Linked DNA regions of Homo sapiens: region 1 is linked to region 2. Evidence: chromatin loops called from intact Hi-C (ENCODE). Cell type or tissue: MCF 10A. All regions are shown on one strand. Each heading gives the region's core, and the rest is flanking DNA. Links, peaks and the distances in the headings are about the cores only.

Region 1 (5,391 bases), core at 192-5,191, 120 kb before region 2:
CACAGGGCAGAGCATCATTACAATTACACATACTAATGACTGCACCACCAAGAAAAGATGAATTTGTGTTCTGGGTAGAAAAGAAAAATCAGACAAGGAGGAATGCAATGAACAGAAAATTTTATATACGATTAAGTGGTCTTCTTCTGCTATCACCACCACCATCTACTATCAAACCGATTAAAATTAAAAACAACAACCACTCTAGGTAATCCCTAAAAGAATGGCTTGTTATGTATAAATGCCTCTCAGAGTATGAGATAGATAATGTTATTACTGTGTTTATCAGTATGTTCACATATAAACAAGAATAGATTGTTCCATAGAATAAAGGAAATGGTACATTCCATGAGAATGCTGATTTTCAGTGAATTAATAATCATAATGAGGGAGACAACTGTATTTTCCAAAATTCCAGGGAGGCTGAACAATCCAATCACTTAGTTCAAGCTGCTCTCCACCCTAGAAGCAGTTGAACAGGACGGGGAAAGACTGGGTTGCACTTTCCAGGGATGGGGCTGCCTGGGTCGTGAGTTGCATGTTGCCAGCCTCCCCTTTTGGAAGACAGCGGGGTCTGGCCGCGGGGGCGGGGAGGCAAAATGACGGAAGTCAGTGAGGGACAAGACCCGGTCTCTCATCAATTGTGAGTCTCTAATCAAGTTACCAGATTCACAATATTCTTGTGAGAGGTTGGGATTTTTTTAGGTGCAGAAAATGGTTAAGGACTTGAGGTCTATGTACTAGCTCGCTGGGCACTAAATTAACCTAAGACTCTTAGATTTAGAAGAATTGGAAGAAATCATTAGAAAATAAGGTTATGAATTTGCAGGAAATGTAAAAATAAGTGATGGGCTTCAGAATTTAGGGCTTTGAACAAATTTACCTAAATCTCTGAGGAAACCCAGGAGAAATCTGGATTTCTCTCTCTGTCTCTCCTATGTATGTTTGCATGTATATGTTTACATTTTTTAATGACTAATAGTTATTGTGTACCTACTGAGTAATGTGTTATGCTGAGTGGTTTCACATTCATGATTTTATTTAATCCTTAAACCAACTTTTGTGAGGTAGGAATTATGACAATGAGGAAATTGATGCTCAGAGAGGTTAATTAACTTACCCAATGTAAAAGTCACACAGCCAAAAAGAGAGCAGTTATTATAAAATATTCATCCTATGAAGCCCCAGGTGAATTTTCATGCACTAGGAAAAGCTGTTCTTATTTTTAAGCCTACGTTCCCTCAAACAGCCAGGGTGTCTGTCTTCTGGTTGTCAAGTTACTAAACCTTGGCAACAATGAAGGAGAATTTTAATGTTCCAAGATTTCAATAGATCTGGAGTTTCTGTGGGAAATTGAAGACGCAGTTTCCATGCAGGACAAGGAGGACAGCCATATCTTGTAGATTTAAGGCATTTACCGTGTATATGTGTTAGGAGTCGTTTTCTTCTGCTATCACCACCGCCAGAGATAAAGAATGAATGATACCGAGTTTGCAGGGCTGATATCTATCTGCAGCGGTATGCATTCCAGCCTCACAGGAATAAATACAAGGATGTGCTGATAATTACGCCTTGATACACGACAGAGGATATAAAAATGCTTTCTCAATTTGTCTAGCGCACGGTGAATAATAAGGTTGTCCATGTGTTTATAGGAGGCAGAGTACTTAAAGCTCTATTGTTATTTCCACAGGAAAACAACTTTGAGAAAAGCATGTTTTCTGTGTTAACCTAGGAATGTATGTTTATCTCACAGTGCCTTGCTTGCCTTTTCTTTTCTAACCTGCATAAATTCCTTGAATTTAAATTCGACAGAGACACTCTACCTTCACTTTGAAATGAGAGAGCTGCACAGAATGTCAAACAGAGCCAACATTTCCTGACTTCTGACCCAGCTCAGGGTATTTTTTTTTTCTTTACATGACTCAGACAGGCTCTTGGAAGCCTAGAGATAAAAGGCCCTATTAGAAGTGCAAAATATGACTATTATTACCTCCTTTAATAAGGCTTCTTGCCAATTTTTCAAATGACTAGAGTCTGTTTGCTAATTATTACTCCACAGTTTCTGCATTCATTTTCTTTCCCTGAAGGAGCCTGATTCCAATGAAGATGAAGGAAAGTGCTAAAAAGTGTGTTTACTGCCATCTATGGGATGCAGCCGGGCTATCAGGGCAGCGGAGTTCCTTCCCATGTAACACACGGGAAACTGCAGTTCCAAGGCCACGCAGAAAAGCTCATGCATTGCAAGCACTCCACGTGAAAATACCATTGGAAAATCATTTGTTTAAAGTTTTCCAGAAATAAGAGTTCATATTGCTACTCCATAATGAGGGAGCAAATTTTCCTGTATTTAAGGCAATTATGTTTATATTTACAGTAACATGTCGGCCCTGGGCTCTACTCACAACTAGGGCTTCCAGCCTATGATTAACCTCAAATGTTCTAGCAGGAATACTAGAAGTAAAAATTCATTGGCTAGACCACTCTGAATATTCTGAAGAAGGTCAAGGACCAGAAAATAAAGGCTCCTGAGTGACCAAATAGATGTGTAAAGTATATGTGCTGTGGTCTATGAATTTGACTCATGAATCAGTCAAATTTCCAGTCTATTATAGCAAATTTTACTGTTTTAGTATCAGAAACCCTTAGTATCAAAGGCATCAAATTACAAGAAGAAGGCAGAGGCTTTGAAAGACAAACGCTTAAGAGAACCAAGAAAGGATGGTGTATATCCTAAACCCTGGGGAGAGAAAAGGGAACTATGAAAAAAGAGATACAAGATCTCAAAGGAGCAAAGCAGTTTGGACAATTGTGGTATAATGTAGCAATCTATGTTCACATTAATGACTCAATTCTCAAATAATGGTTAAATTTTGTTAGGTTTACCTAGTCATTAGTATGAAAAGACCAAGGGATACATAGTGCACAGAAAGAGAAATATACATGGCCCTTAATATCTGAAAAGATGCTCATAAACCTCACTCATATTAAGAGAGCTGCAGATTAAAAGTAATGAGATAAAGACAAATTACATACTGGGAGAAAATATTTGCAAAACCAAGATAAGGGACTTGTATTCAAAATATACAAATAATTCTTAAAACTAAACAATGAGAAAATGAACAACATAATTAAAAGGTAGGCAAAAGATCTGAAGACACCTCACCAAAGTAGATGGCAAGCAAGCATATGAAAAGGTGCTCAGTGTCATTAGAAAAATGTAAATTAAAATGTGCAGCGATATCAATGAGATATCACTGCACATCTATCAGGAGGGCTAAAATCCAAAATGTTGACAGCACTAAACGCTGACAAGAATGTGAAGCAACAGGAACTCTCATTCAGTGCTGTTGGGAATTCGAAATGGTATAGCCACCTTGGAAAACAGTTTGGCAGTTTCTCACAAAGCTAAACACAGCCTTACCATGCAATCCAGCAAACATGCTCCTGGAGTTTTATCCAAATGAGTTGAAAACTTATGTCCACATAAAAAACTGCACGTGAATGTTTATAACAGCTTTATTCATAATTGCCCCAAATTGGAAGCAACAAAGATGTGCTTTAAAAGGTTAATGGATAAACCAACTGTGGTACATCCAGGCAGTGGAATATTATTCAACACTAAAAAGAAATGAGCTGTTAAGCCATGTAAAGGCATGGAGGAAACTTAAATGTATATTACTAAGTGAAAGAAGCCAGTTTGAAAAGGCTCTATACTGTATGATTCTAACTATACAACATCTTGGAAAAGGCAAAACAATGAAGACAGTAAAAAGATCAGTGGCTGCCAGGGGTTCTAGAGAAGAGTGCAAAGGAGGAATGAAAAGGTGGAACACAGGGGACTTTCAGAGCAGCAAAGATATTCTGTATGCTACTATAATGGTGGAAACACGTTATTATACTTGTCCAAACCCATACAATGTATAATACCAACAGTGAACCCTACTGTAGTTAAAATAACATATCAACATTGGTTTATCAATTGTAACAAATGTACCACACTAAAGAAAATGGAGGATGGACAAAAAGTTACAAGAAAAATGAAAATGGCAAGAAAGCAAGCAAGCAAGTTTTACAATCCTCATGTTAGACAAAGTAAAATTCAAACCAAAGCATATTAGAAGCACAGAGAAGGACAGTTTATAAAAGCCACATTCCATAATAAAAATATATTTTAAAAAATTAAATGCACTAGTATCCTCTACTCACTGATTAACAACAATTTTAAAGAAAATTTGGTTGTATATTGTATTGATGACAGTGTGGGGAAACAAGTCCCCTCATACAGTGATAGCAAGAGAAAGAAATTGATGCAAACTATGAAAGGTGGTGTGATAATAGTTATCACAATGACAAAGACACATAACCCTTCTTGGAGACAGCGATTCTCTTCTGGAAATTTAACCTATAAACATATTCGAATGTGTGCAAAATGGAGTAAATACAAAGATTAAAACTGTAGCATTTTTTTATAATAGCAAAAGATTGAAAATAACTAGATGCCCATCAGTAGGAGATTGCTTTATTAAATAATGCTGCATCCATACAATGGACCAGATGTTGCCTTTATATAGAATGAGGCGGCTTTTTGTGTATTGATGAAAAATGATGATCAGTACATAAGTCCTTAAAAACAAGGTGTAGTAGAGCACCATGGCATGTCACCTTTGGGCTTGTATACATATAGACTATCACAGGAAGGATATGCCTGTAGCCTGGTAATGTTGACGCCAGTAGCCTCTGTTAGGGATGGGGAAGTGAGGGCCATAGTGCTGGGATAGAGAGAAGACTTAATGATCACTCTCTACCCTTTTGTTTCTATCCTGGAAAAAAATGCTAAAAAATAATTTTAAAATAAAGAAGGCAAGAGGGTGTATAATAAACTTTGGGATGTTTCCATTTACTCTTTTAAAAATGTTGATCTTTAAAATGTTGGTTAGCTCTAGTTATCTGGACAATTTAATTATGTGGAACACCTCATTTCCTGACAGTGCTGAATGGATAAGGCATTACTCTGGTTTGCTGACTTATGCACAATTACAGAGTTAACATTATCATCATAGCACAAAAGAGACTGGAATTTAGAACAAAGGATGGGGATACTTTTCAACAAAGGCATTAAGGCAGAAGGAGAGCAGAGAAAATGGAGAGTCTGTAATTCTCACACTGACGGAGGGATGGAGGCAGAATGAACAAAATCTATGAGCTTTGGTGAAGTGCCGTGCTTCTGCGCCTCACAGGCAAGGCTCTGTCCACACAACAGCACAGCTGGCTGCTGCCTTCCTGGGAAGCAGCCCTGACAAGGAGAAGAGGTGTTTGGAGGGATTGTAAAGAAGGCAGGGAGCCTAAATCCTGGCATCAGCTGCAGGCACGCACAGGACTCAGGCATGT
Region 2 (5,391 bases), core at 297-5,296:
AGCAAGGAGAAAAAGACAAAGAAAAAAGGTAGACAACATCCAGACAGCAGGGAGGCAGCTCTGAGGCTTTTGCATGGAAGATACTGATTCCATATCAGCAAGCCAAATAGGCACTTTGAAGAGTGCCTAGACTTGAGTCAGTCATGGGTAACAATCTTTGAATAGGATGACTACAGCTGGTCATATACTTAAGCAAGGTTTAGACTAAACATTGTGGCCTGTGTGCCTTTTTTAGTGTTTATTACATTCCATTTGCACTAATCCCCTTGACATTAAAAAAAAAATCTTCTATGGATGCAAATTCATACTATATTATTTCCATGCATGTAAATAATCATATATATGGCAATAACAATATTAGCTAACATATATTCATATTTGCTGTGGCCACATACTCAGTATTGCACTAAGCATTTCACTTGTCTTATCTCAGTTTATTTTTACAACAAACCCTATAAGAAAATGTCCCCCCAGGAGGCTTATCTGTGAAATACTGTACAATCCCCGCACTCAACTGATGAGAAGACTGAGGTCACATAGCCAACAAGTGGTAGAAGAGTTGGTACTCAATCCAAGGTATTTCTGGCCCCAAAGCCATTTTCTTAATCCTTACCCAATACTGCTCTGAGAACAAATCTCAGATCTCATTTATCTGAGCCTCAGATTCCTCAGTTTAATGAGAGGACTGAATGGTACTATCTGCCAGCTCTGAAATGCTCTACTAAATGAAGGCTTGCTAACTTTGCAGGAAAAAAAGCCATTGAGTCAGGATTTACAATCACATCTCTCTTTTGGTCAGAACTTCAGGTATGTTTCTGAATAAGTGTTTCCACAGTTTCCTCCTGTGTGTGGTGAGTCTGAGAATGTCCTCTTTTGTTAAAAAAAAAAAAAAATCCTCCCCTAGATTCCACATACCAGCTGTAACCTTTTTCTTTGCCCCTTTTATAACCAATGCCTCATAACAGTGGTCAATACTTGCTGCCAACCCTTCCTCATTGTCCATTCTTGCCATCCTGCTCCAGTTTGGCTTTTGCCCAACAATCCACAGAAACCCCTCTTATCAAGGTCTCCTTCAGCCTCCATGATGATCTTCACCTGGAAGGAAACTATAGTTCCATGATACAGAAGAACAGGCAAAAGAAAAAAAAAAAGTCATCTACAGAACAAAACAACATTTGTGAACTATCTTCCCTGAAACTCTTAAGCTAAGTACAAAATGCAAATACACATCATTAGACATATATTCATTATTTTTCATAAAATATCTTAGTACCACAAGAGTTTCTTTTCCTTATTACACTGGTAGTTATTGTGTTCAGGAAAACTGTTAAGTAGTTTAGATTTTATTTGAACAAATATACCTATTTTGCTATTGCTATATATCACCTTAGCATATACTAGGATTATATTACATTTGTTGAGGCTGCCTAAACTAAAGAACATTTCAATATTTTGTAGCCATAGGAGATCATCTGAATTGCCTTCCTTGGGCTTAGGTAGGAAAACAGGCTGAAGGATTAATGACTCACCTAATGTCACATAACTCATATTGGTAGACCTGGAACTAGAAGCCAAATCTCAGAATTCAAATCAAGAATCATGCCATAATACCATTCTCCCTTGATATATTTCAAAAGAGGAGTGGATTTGACACAGTGAGATATGCCTTTTACTAGTCAGTAAGTGACAAGACAGTACTTAAGAAGAATTCTGAATCTCTCCTTTCTAACCCGCCTATTCCCACCCTGTTCTCAATATGTGCTTTGGCCACTTGGGAAGTGGTCCCAAGTCATTGTTTAGTCATGTTAGCTACAGTAATTAGATTTGCAAATGTTTCATCATTAAAAAAATTAGATTAGATTCAAAGTTATATCAATAATAACACCATTTTTATTCATTTTCATTCCAGTATGCTTTTCGGAGTAGAAAATAATACGGGAGGTACAGTTAAAGCTAGTACACCAGGAACTTGGCCTGACATGCAGGCTGTCTTAGGGATGCCTCAGCCTGTCCTCTAGGTTCTACCATAGGAATGGGAATGCCTGTGTACAATTGTCACCACCATGTATGGCAAAGCAGTGGTTTCAAGATGGCCAAAAGGCAGCTCAGATGTTTGGTATGAGACATTCTCACATTGCTTTGCTTTCTTGTTACTAAACATACTACATATTGGGCAGATAATTCTTTAGAACAGAAAAGTTTGGAAACAAATTTTCCTAGATGTTCATGGTTGGAGGATCAGTAGAGGACATAGCTCTCCAACCAAATCCCATTCCATCTGGTCATGAGCCAGATAAGCCAGCCACCGGCTGGGCAAATAGCATTGATGAGATGAAAAGATGTTCCCTTTAGACTGAAGAGATTGGTTTCATAAGAAACCAACCCTGACAAATTTTTCTGTTTCTTTAAAACACAATACTACATTTAAAATGGAGTTGGCCTATGTATCTTTGACCAAATCTTGTTTTCACTTCTGAAATTAGAAGCAACAAGGGAGTTGGGGGGAAAAGCCACCCTCCTCCATCTCCCTGAAGGCCAGAACAGCAGGTGTGCCTATTTTCAGAGGTAAGTGAAATATTTGCCAAATCATTTGGCACATTTCAACACAAAATGTGCCAAATTACCTGTCAAGGCTAAACGGCCTTTTTAGAAGAAAGATAAATGGCCTTCCATACACATTTGCATGGACCCACAGTGCCATCCAGTGGCTCATTATATCGGTCACAAGTGTGCAGGGCTCCACTTGTCTCCCAGGGTTTGGTTCCAAGCTGACCATCCTTGTTATGGCATTGGTTTATTTGGTACCCAGAGCCTTTGGGACTTGGTAAGGTGCAATGCATGCATTTGAAATGAGCTGGGTTGGAGGAGAGTTGGTGTCAAAGCTTGGATGTCTTGCCTATGGTGTCTTGGTGACAGCGCAAGTTTTAGAGATTCTCCAACTAGCAAACATCCATGTACCTTCTTGCATTGAATCAATGCCAAGAACAACTTACTAAACATGTCTAAACATCCCAGATCTTTGTGTTTAGTCTCTAGGCTTTGTCACCTTATGGGGACTGGGCCAGCCAGAGTATAGCAATCAACTTCATTTTACTTCCACTTGGTAAACAATTTTAAAATTCTCTACTCGTCCAATTTCTCCTTTACAATGCTTTTTTTAAGGGACTGAATTTCTCTTTACCAAGAATTCCAGGACTGCTGGGCCATATAAGTTGATGAAAAGTAAGTAAAGAGGAAGGAAGTTAGGAAATAAAAGAGGGAGAAAGAAAAAACAGAGAAGACAGGTTTGATTCTCCTCTTTTCAGACAACTGAAGGGTCAAGCTGACACTATCTCTTCAAATGTCAGTTTCTATAAACTGTAGAGCAAACAGGGTTTTTTAAAGGAAAATGGATCGTATGGTAACAGCAGCAGCTGTATGTTCCCATAAAGAGGTAGATTCCTTTTCAGATAGTAGCTGTGCAATGCTTGTAACAAAACACGGAGCTGGACCAATCAAAAGAACTGAGAACTGCTTCACTCACTCACCAGGTTGTTTCTAAAGGGGTCAGAGCTCTCACTGGGGGAACATTCTGGAAAGGAAACAAGAATCTGAACAGAAATTACAGATCGCTACAAATAGGTTGATTCTTTTCCCATTGGCTTTCCCAGCACAGCTGGACAGTGACCTGTAACATGGTTTAGCTTTAAATTATCTGAACCTGTCAGACTAGATTTAGACATTTTGGTTTGTCACTTTTTCACCTTTTTTTTAAAGGTTCCATCAAGCAAATCCACTGCTCCGATCAGCAGCCTGTTTCCTTCCCAAATAATTTAAATCCATGTGGTTCTAATCTTGACAGACCTGGGTAGACCATACCCACTGGGGCTATAGCTGCCATTTTCCATTTGCTATTTAATTTTATTTTATTTTAATACACTATTTGAAATAATCAGAATTGAAGGAAACATGAAGACTATTAACTAGGTTAATATCCCCATTTTACAGACATGAAAATTGAGGCCCATTTTCCAGTCTTCCTTTTCTAAATGAATACAAATCTTTGGCCTACAGTAAGAGGACATAATAGAAAAAGAGTCAGTTACTTTCACATTTTTTACATTAAGGAAATATCTCCAAACTTGATGTCTTCAACAAATATAATCTAAGAGTTTGGTGAAAAGATTAAGAGAATAGTGTAACTACATTTGTGTCCCCTCCTGCTGCATTCCGGGAGAGGATGTGGAATCTTCAGTGATATGTGGAATGACACACCCATTTGTGCTCTGGTAACAGAGATTCTGAGTTGCCCAGTTCTGGTGTCACTAACAGTAGGGCTGACTCTTTTGGACTTTGAAGCCTTGTAATGGAGAAATTGTGGTTTTTCTGGATTATTCCATCTGAGATGAAAAAAGGCTTAAAAAACAAGTTCTGTAAACACAGTGCCTGATCAAAGACTTGGGAGAATGATATTATATAAATGCCTGTCTGAACAGTATAAGCCCAATTAGGAAAGGACATGGGAAAAAAACTATTTAAAGAAATCATGATTAGGCTACTGGCTGCCAAGAATGTCTTGCTTAACAGATTACAGATGATTCCCTATTGGAAGAAGGCCTCCTAAAGCAATAGCCATAGGACAGAATGATGGAGAACTGCAGGCCAGAGCAGTTGCTTAGCTGAGATTCAGGGGAGGGGCCTTAAAGTGAAAATCGGTACTGTGTATTCTCTTTTAGAGTCTCTGTCACATCAAGATTCAAGATCTTGTGGTTACAGTAGAGAAATACCCACTCTAACCAGTTCAAGTTAAAAAATAAAAACAGGCTGGGCACGGTGGCTCACGCCTGTAATCCCAGCACTTTGGGAGGCCGAGGCAGGCGGATCACGAGGTCAAGAGATCAAGACCATCCTGGCTAACATGGTGAAACCCCATCTCTACTAAAAATACAAAAAATTAGTCAGGTGTGGTGGCGGGCGCCTGTAGTCCCAGCTACTCGGGAGGCTGAGGCAGGAGAATGGCGTGAACCCGGGAGGCGGAGCTGGCAGTGAGCCGCCATCGCGCCACTGCACTCCAGCTTGGGTGACGGAGCGAGACTCCATCTCAATAAATAAATAAATAAATAAATAAATAAATAAATAAATAAATAAATAAAATAAAATAACAATCCCAAAAAGATGAGTCAGTTATTGTTAGACCTCATCTGACAATCAGACACCCATGGGCATAAAGCAAAGTTCAGCTGGATCTCAATAAGGCCTCAAACTTAGAACTCAAGAGTCAGTAACTGAGTACTGATAGAGATATCTCTCTCCCCTTCCTTCCCTATCAATACATATTTATGGACACCTATATTAATAAGCAAAATATACAAAGATTTCATCCTTGTGTAGCTTTGCATTCTAACTTTCCTG

The links. Hi-C counts contacts between places; a loop is a spot of excess contacts. Peaks named below come from ENCODE experiments on the same cell type or tissue, not always from the same donor. Only the 100,000 strongest peaks of a DNase experiment are listed, where the experiment ranks them.
Region 1: it touches region 2 in a loop (7-fold over the local background); 2 of 110 quality-filtered maps call a loop at or near these places.

The regions. Positions count from the first base shown.
Region 1 is chr5:61,815,780-61,821,170 of GRCh38, forward strand. No RefSeq gene overlaps it. Among named protein-coding and RNA genes, the nearest start is that of LINC03123, 83 kb to the left of the region's middle. In MCF 10A, for the core only: CTCF peaks have their summits at 2,122 and 2,325; no DNase peak of the experiment used is centred there.
Region 2 is chr5:61,931,515-61,936,905 of GRCh38, forward strand. No RefSeq gene overlaps it. Among named protein-coding and RNA genes, the nearest start is that of LINC03123, 200 kb to the left of the region's middle. In MCF 10A, for the core only: a CTCF peak has its summit at 2,702 (motif pointing left); a DNase peak (open chromatin) is centred at 2,697.